Regions from separate parts of the Mus musculus genome. Here region 1 is linked to region 2. A link is a loop called in an ENCODE intact Hi-C map of the cell type or tissue named here. Cell type or tissue: left cerebral cortex. All regions are shown on one strand. Each heading gives the region's core, and the rest is flanking DNA. Links, peaks and the distances in the headings are about the cores only. Region 1 overlaps Diaph2 (diaphanous related formin 2). Region 2 overlaps Diaph2 (diaphanous related formin 2).

What was found. Hi-C counts contacts between places; a loop is a spot of excess contacts. Peaks named below come from ENCODE experiments on the same cell type or tissue, not always from the same donor. Only the 100,000 strongest peaks of a DNase experiment are listed, where the experiment ranks them.
Region 1: a loop joins it to region 2, with 8 times the contacts of the local background. A loop is called at or near these places in 1 of 42 quality-filtered maps.

What each region holds. Positions count from the first base shown.
Region 1 is chrX:129,945,242-129,949,662 of GRCm38, reverse strand. All of the region lies in intron 9 of Diaph2 (diaphanous related formin 2), which reads right to left. Among named protein-coding and RNA genes, the nearest start is that of Diaph2, 200 kb to the right of the region's middle. In left cerebral cortex, for the core only: no CTCF peak of the experiment used is centred there; a DNase peak (open chromatin) is centred at 2,555.
Region 2 is chrX:130,160,150-130,164,570 of GRCm38, reverse strand. All of the region lies in intron 22 of Diaph2 (diaphanous related formin 2), which reads right to left. Among named protein-coding and RNA genes, the nearest start is that of Diaph2, 410 kb to the right of the region's middle. In left cerebral cortex, for the core only: no CTCF peak of the experiment used is centred there; no DNase peak of the experiment used is centred there.

The sequences.
Region 1 (4,421 bases), core at 143-4,142, 210 kb after region 2:
TAAGAAGTAAACAACCTAAAATACTTTAGTCCAACGGGTTCATACATGGATAAATTTTTTAAAAAAAACTATAAAAGTGAGGCAATCTCTCTGAGGTCACGTGGCTAATAAGCCAAAAACAGGGGAATAGAAACTGTTATTGTACTACTGGAGTGTTTACACAGACTATAATGTGCTAATGCACCATGGTAAATAAAATTTACCTTCACTTCATACCAGAAAGAATAAAAATGTACTTGACTTTCACAAATTCAAATATGCAGATTCTGTTTTGAAGAATTGCATTTTAAAATGCCTTTAACTATTAAATGGGTCTCCCATGTTTGTTTCTGTTTTGTAATAAAAACATCAATGAGAAACAAATATTTAATAAAAAACACAGGAAGTCAGTAAATTTTTCCATTAAATACAAATGTGCAGGAATAGGACCATAATTCCAATTTTAAACCAGTGAAAATAAGCAGTGTGTTTGTATTAACTTGTTTTTGACCCAGAAAATTTTTATATTATCTACATTTTATTCATATGCATTTAACAGATATCATAAACTATATGTTTATAACTGAGTGGATGCATATAAAATAAATTAATAAAAATGGAATTCTATGAGTATCTTAGCAAAAGAGCTAGAAAATAAAAGAAGTTTTTATTTAACGAACAGGCTTCAAAACCTGCAAACATTTGTCCGCCTGTTTGATCACAAGTCATAGAGTTATAAAGTACAGTAATTGCCAACTCTAGGGCATTCTCAGACAGATTATCCATATCGCCATTAGATGTGATAAATTGTGCTTTTAAAATTTTATTGACACTGTCACACATTTGACCTTATTAACTACTCTGTTGACATTAACAAGGTCTTTCTTTATCCTAGCCACAGCTGGAGTTAGGGAAAAAGATGGTGTACATGAAAATAAGTACCTACCAAGAACTAGAAAAAAATGTACAGTGCAAGTTAATTAACAAAAGAAATGGAGAAGAATTTCCAGGCAACAGAATGTATTTATGTACAAAGGTATGGAGGTATAAGGAGGAAATTGTCTAACATGTTCATAAAGCACAGCATAGTATGACTATGACTACATCAGAAAGTATATTCAGATGAATAGTGAACTATGCACTTAGAGAAAAAGCAGTAGGCAAATGATGAAGTGTGCTTTTATTTATTCATTTGGGAAGAAAGGACACAAGGACTAGATTTTAACCCTAGGTCATAACAATTCTGTGAAGGATTTTAAGCAGTGATGTAACAAACCTATATGTCAGCACAATTACTTTGTGGAAGAGGATTGAAAGGGTTAGAATGAAGGTTAAAAATTCTTTTTAAAAAATCAGAACAAAGTCTAAAATAAAGAGGAGAATGAATGCCCTGGAAGTAATAAAAACAAACAAAACAGAAAACAAAAAACAAAAGGCAAAGCAAAACAAAACAAGACAATTGGCAGCAGAGCAATGACAGAGAGCTACTATGCCTAGAAATAAGTACAAAAATAGCTAAGTAGCATCTACCATGATCTGACATTAGGATTGCAGTATGTATATTGTTAAAGTGAATTTAAAGCCAACTATTACATTTCTGGCGTTTGTTAATTGAGACATAATGATAAGGAATACAAGAAAATATTAGGCCATGGGGGAAATAGAATTAGATTAGGGAAGCAAAGAAACTAGAACAGGCTGAGACATAGAGTTAAAGGCAATGCAGAACTTAAACATTCTGTGCTTGAAAGGATTAGCAAAGCAAAGAGCGGAACTCAGAAGGATGGGAAAGACAGTGGTCACATAATCAAAAGGAGAAAAATAAAGAGCTAAAGGTCCTAAGCAAAAATTTTCTCTCATAAACCTTGGATTTTCATTTCCATAGATGTACATGGGAACATGGATCCTAAACTCAGAAATATGCTGCATGAGAGATATGGAGGAGGACAAAGGAGATCACCATAGGATACAAGCAGGAGGGAAGGGGAGAGAAGCAGAGATGGAGGATGGGCAAAAATAAAATTTGTATGGAAATTCTATAGTGAACCAAATTAATAATATTTATCATTATTTTTTAATTAATTAATTATATTTTTCTCTCTCAAGATTTTATCTCCTGCTTGTATATCCTCCGACTGTTCCACATCCCACACTTCCTCCCTAGCCCCTGTCTCCATGAGAATGTCACCACCCCCTCTAATCTCCCTTGTGTCTCCAGTCTCTTGAGGGTTAGGTGCATCTTCTCTGACTGAACCCAGACCCGGCAGTCCTCAACTGTATGTGTGTTGGGGGCCTCATATCAGCTGGTGGATGCTGGCTGTTTGCTGGTCCAGTGTTTGAGAGATTTTGGTGCTCCAGGTTAATTGAGACTGCTGGTCCTCCTACAGGGTTGCCATTCTCCTCAGATTTATCGTTATTTTTTAAAAGCTAATTTGTAAAATAAAATAAACTCTTGCAATCAGAAAAATAAAGAACAAAGGAGATAAAACAGAAGAAAAAGAAGAGGAGCATAGTATTATGTAAGAAGAGAAGAGGCATTTACAAAGTTTTGATCGCTCATGCCAAAGCTGCTGCTTTTTATACCACTGCAAAAATAAATACCGTTACTCAACTTTGAAACAGACTGAAAAATTAAGGGATACTTCAATTCAGAATTTATCTTGTTACAATGGAAAGACAAGTCTTTTGTGCAAATTTTTGAATATATGTATATGTGTGTACACACATCCACACAAATGGATGTCTGTATTGTCTTCTATCTTCTTTTGAAAATTCAGTGACAGACTATGGATAGAGCTTCTATTTTCACCTATTACAAGTTTTGCTTCCCTCCCAGAATCTTTGGATATTGTTTCTCTATTAGCACAGTATCAGTGACATTCTTCTCCCTCAAGGCCAACTTCAAATATCGCTTAATTGGGTACTACTTCTATACTTCTCAGATTTGCTGAGAATTTAAATGAGCTAACATATGTAAATTGCTTGGAATATTATGTGGTATATCATTTAAAAAGGATATTTTAAATTTGTAACTTGTAGGGGTCCACATCAAAGACATGAATTTGAGTAGGGAGAGAAATGTGCCCTTCACATTTATCAGGTGATTTGCAGGAAATCAGTTAATTATTAAGCTACAGTGAAAATATGCATGGAGAAGATAAACCTGTATATTTGTGAGCACAGAAATGCTAATGCATATAAATATATCAATGTATAAGTAGATGGATGTAAAATGATAATTGGCGAAGATGAATGATAGAAAATAGGCAAAATGTCCCTGGAAAGGCAAGAAAAAAATTCACTAAAAACAGAATAATCTGGAGTATTCAGAGGCCAAGCAAAAAGAATGGCGCCCAGAGAAGCAAAGAAAACAAAATTTTCAAGGAGGACATGCTGATCAATGATGACAAGTAGCCACGACTTAGGAAATCATTGGATTTTGAAATTAGACCATCATTAAAGTTTTGGGGTTTGTTGTTTTAATATTGGAACTGTGAGAAAACTCAGTTGTGAGAGGGAAGTTAGAAAACAGAGAAAATAAATATAGATTATTCTTCTAGAGATGAGTACTATGAAATGAAAAGGAAGATGAGAGGCCAGCAACTGTAAATAAGTTGAAGTGAAGGAAATAAAGTGTGGGAGGCTGAACAGTGCAAATAAGCAGAAGGAAAGGCAATGAAGAGAGCACATGTGTGGATGTGATTTATCGTCGACCTGTTTCTTCAACCACTGAAAATAATGAAAATCCTATCATAGTTGAGCTTGAAAACATCTGTAAGAAGTTACTTTAAAATATAATTAGTTCAGTATTTTAACAGAATTACTTCATGACATTCTAATAAGAAGTCTCAGGATACTACCAAAATAGAAAAGTAATTCCGTTAAAATACAACACGAATTACATTTTAAACAACAGATTTTAACTTTTGTTTTTAATTTCACTATTCTGAACATATTTTATAACTTTTAGAAGATATTTCCTCATTCACATTAAATATGCCTAATAAACCTACTTCACAATTCTTAGGAGAGTACTAGGCTCTGTATATAATAAATTACTAAATTTTGTAGCTCATTAAAATAGGAAATTTCAAATTGTAGTTTGCATATGTTTGCATCTGTAATCAGTATTCAACAATTTCTTGAATATTTAGCAAGATGTCTATAATTTCTCCATATGGTACTTGTTAAACACTTGCTACTTAATCATTCTATTCTGTGCAGCACCATGAAGGCCAGAGAATGTCAGCAGTGTTTCATTGTCTGGGGTAAACTATTCTACAATGACAATGGCACGTTAATATGGATGTGCTACTATAATGAGCATACAATATATATCGAGATGCTTATATCCCAAAGCCATAAGTTCAAGCCGTCATTCTAAATCATAAGGGATGTGTGGTTCTAAGAGGATTGATTACGTGGCCTGCTTGCAATTCAGT
Region 2 (4,421 bases), core at 303-4,302:
TAATATTAGCTTGACTCCAAATGCAGATTCCCTTCATTCTAAATAGTGTTTGGGTTTTTCAGTTTCATTTCCTGTCTTTTATGTTGCCTCTTGCCATTTAGATGGAAGCATTCCCCAGGACCATTTTCTCTTTTTTTCTAAAAGCTCTCTTTCTTAATGCATTTTTCTTTGATAAAGGATTTTGTTATAATATAGAAGATGAACATCTCTATATTTAAACAACAACCTCTTAAAGAAATCTTCCATTCTTATGTCAACTACACATTGACTTACAGATTCATAAATTGAATATGGAAGTTTAGAAGACCACTTTCCTTCAGAATTTGGCATCTAATTTAATTGTCTTTTTTTTTCTATTGTGGTATTCTTGATCTCGTCACTTAAAACTGGATAGCTAGGCTTTGCTATTTATATTTTTAAAACATATTGTTAATTAGTTCTAACAAGCTAACAAGAAGCACAGATCATTATTTCTCCAACAGTCTTTGTTGTCCATCTTTTAAGAAATCACACACACACACACACACACACACACACACACACACACACACACAGTTTTTATTAGGGTCTGCTGATAATATAATTCAATTTGTTCCATCATGATAGTTTAATTGGCATCTGTCTTTGTCATTTTATTGGGAGTGGCACTTTTCTGATGCTTACAATTATCTGTTAGATTCTTTTGGTTAACTGTTAGATTCTTAAAGCTGGTCCCCATATTTTTAGTCCATAAACATAATAACTTGAAGGAAAAATAACTCTTAGAACAATGATGTCACCATATCACATCTTGATTTGATGATGTAAAATTGAAGCCTTGTACTATATCTGAAGTCCCAATAGCTACCATAGGCTTTTGACTTTAATTAGACACTAATGAATGTGATTAATTACTTGAACACAAATGAAAATATTTTTAAGATAGAAGACAAGTAAGTACTACAGATTACTATGGAACTGCTAAGTTAATTAAACCTACATGTTGCCTAAATATAAAAATCAACCATTATTTCCATGGTGAACAAAAAATGAAAGTAGTTTTTATCAACACTATATAGCAACCTTGCTGTCTCTGGAGAAAGAAGTGTTAAACTGTACTCCTTTACATACATGAATCAAAGTATGTCTGTAGTATACTCCTTTCTCTGTGTGGTGTGGATTATAAACTACAACTTAAATTACTTCTTTAAATATGCAAGTCGCCAAAAAGGGGGAGTGGGTGGGTAGGGGAGTGGGGGTGGGTGGGTATGGGGGACTTTTGGTATAGCATTGGAAATGTAAATGAGCTAAATACCTAATAAAAAATGGAAAAAAAATATGCAAGTCATGATTCATACAGAGATTCTTCGTTGATCTTATAAAGGCCAGCTCTCAGTTACAATTCTAGCATGACATAGAAAGAGAAATCTCAATTTTGCCAAGATAATCTCATTTTATTGCATTTCGATAGATTCTTCTCTGTAAATTGTTGGTAATGTCATCCTTTAATGACTAGAGAGGTACGAGGATTCTAATTTTATTTGAGATTTTTATTCATTTAAGGGGAAGAGTTCTCTCTACTACTTTTTAGAAATAGCAAAACTATGACTTATTTAAATAATTGTAAACTGCTCATTTCTTTTTTCCATTAGCAGAATATTGCTGCCTAACAAAGGGTATGATCTTAGGGGAAAAAAAAATAAGCAAACACTAATGAGTAGCAGCAGAGCAACAAGCAGCACTGGGTATTTTTTATCCCTTGTCTTTCTTATCATATATCAACAGATTTCATTTTCCACACGAATTTTTTCCTCATAAAAATATTTTCAAATTTTCTCCTGTACACACTGAGTCTAGTATATGACCTCAATCATTTTGAGACTCAAGGGCTCAAAGTAGTTAAAGTTTATATATTAGGTAGAAAAAATACTGCTGAATTTTCTATCATAAATTTGGACTCACTATGCGGCAACAAATAATTGAAGAATCATTACTTTTGCATGGGTCCTTTAAAAGTTGGATCTCAACTGTATAATTTTATATGATTATATTACCTACCAGTCCATTTTCAGATTACTACTTCTTTTAAATATCTATCTATCTATCTATCTATCTATCTATCTATCTATCTATCTATCTGTCTATGTGTATATATCTGAGTGCATATATATATATATATATATATATATATATATATATATATATAGATGCACAATATGAATGCAGGAGCCCATGGAAGTCAGAAGAGGATAATGGAACCCTTCAAACTGGAATGACAGAATCCTCAGTATGGGTGTCAAGCATGAGTCTGTGTACTCTCCAAATTCAGAAAGTTCCATGAGGTAATGTCACTTTGTTTTGTTTTAATACTTAGGTTCATCCTTTTCTTTTGTAATGGTGAGACTCTAACAAAAAGTCTCATACAAGTGAAGCCTCACTGTCTTTGACAGCTAATAAACTGAAACCTATATTTGAGATAATTATTTAACATCTTTATCTTGGTTATAAGTCAACCTAATGTAATCTTTTACAATGATATTTATCAAGAAAATCATGTTCTTTTTTCCTGATTAAAGGTAAGAGTATTTTTTTTTATTATTCAATAGGCTTACCATAGTGCATTATATACAGTCAGAATATGGAAATACATATTGAATAGATTGAACAAAGATGTTACTGTTAGAGTGATTTGTTACTTATAGTATATAGTATGGGGTCTCATAAATAATGAATGGATACATAGAAAAATTCCTACAAATTCACATATCATGTTGATTCATAATACTATAATGGATTTGCAAGTCTTATAGCCACCTCATAATATTGAGGTGTTATATTAAGGGTAATTATATTACATGACTGATTGCATATTAGCATAGTTTTTATACTGATATCATGTAAAATATACATTAACATATATTAATATGCAGTATATAGCATATGAACATGCATATTAATATGTTAATATGTTATATTAACATATATTATTATAGATTTTGTGCACATATATGAATATAATATATTAACATATATACTATATGATATTAATATATAGTTTGGTAAACATACATATATAAATATATATATATATACACATACATACATACACACACACATAAAAATACATGCATCTATACAAGCACACACACACTTCTCATGATTCGTGTTCTTTAGATAATTGTATCAGTAAACTATATGACTGGGATTTATGATTGTTCATATAGCTGTGACAATGTAGAGGTGATATAGAATAAGTTTTGACTCTAGGCTACTAAATCAAAATCCATTTAGTTCATCTACTGCCAATACACTGACATTACATTCTTTCAAATACATGCTTATCTTTTACTGTTCCCAAACATGTCCTGGCATGTTTCTAATTATATCATGCATTTCATAATTCAGTGTTCACTTGAGAGTCTTACATTTCATCAGCCACTATCAAATTTATGATAGAAAGGTCATTCCCTTAATAATTCTAACCAGTTTCTTCTTATGTCTTTCTTCTATTCATTCAGACATTTGAAGTACAGTAAATTTATTCTCTCTCTCTCTCTCTCTCTTTCTCTCTCTCTCTCTCTCTCTCTTCCTGTCTGTCTATTTGTCTGTCTGTCTCTATCTCTCTCACTTAATCTCTTATCTCTGTCTCTTGAGTACTGGAATTAAAGGCATATGCCAATGCTGCCGAGTCTCTGCTTTTATAGTTCCTAGAATATTTATATTATAATCTACTTTGCCTCCTAAATATTTGATTCTTTCACTGTTCTCTAAATGTTTATTATTTTAAAAAATTTAAATACTATCCCATGTGTAAGAAGGCACAATTACTTGGAATAAGGAAACCATATTTTCTCTTAGAAATTACTGTGATTAGGTTTGGTGGAAACCCTCTCTATTCATAACAATTATAAATATAACTGGGTAAAATGACAATAGCCTATGAGACTTGAGTTTATATTTGGGGAAAGTAAATGGTTTTTAACAATACAAAAAATGTTAGCTGGAGATGTTGACTAGTGTGAGGTCCTAGATCTGATGCCTAGAACTTCATCCACACACAAAGGTATGAGCAGGCAATGGCACTTTATATCAAAGAGAAATAATAGAACTTATTAAGAGTTTTTGGGAATACTAGAGAACAGCAATAAATTTTTTTATGTCTTAAAATGGAAATAATCATCAGAAAATCAAGGAGGCTCAATCACACAGGTCAGTTACAGTAAACATTCATAAAACAAAATACAATTGTTAAATATTTAAACAGACACACTGTAAATAGGATTTACATATCAATCTTATAGATGGAATGCTAACATTTTCTATGTAAGTTAGGATTTTTTATTCACGTTTCTTTCAGTAGATCTTCACTTACATTATAATCTAGATAAAAAAATGCATTTTCTAAACCAGTTTGCAGACTGGTTTCTGAATTTGAATATCAA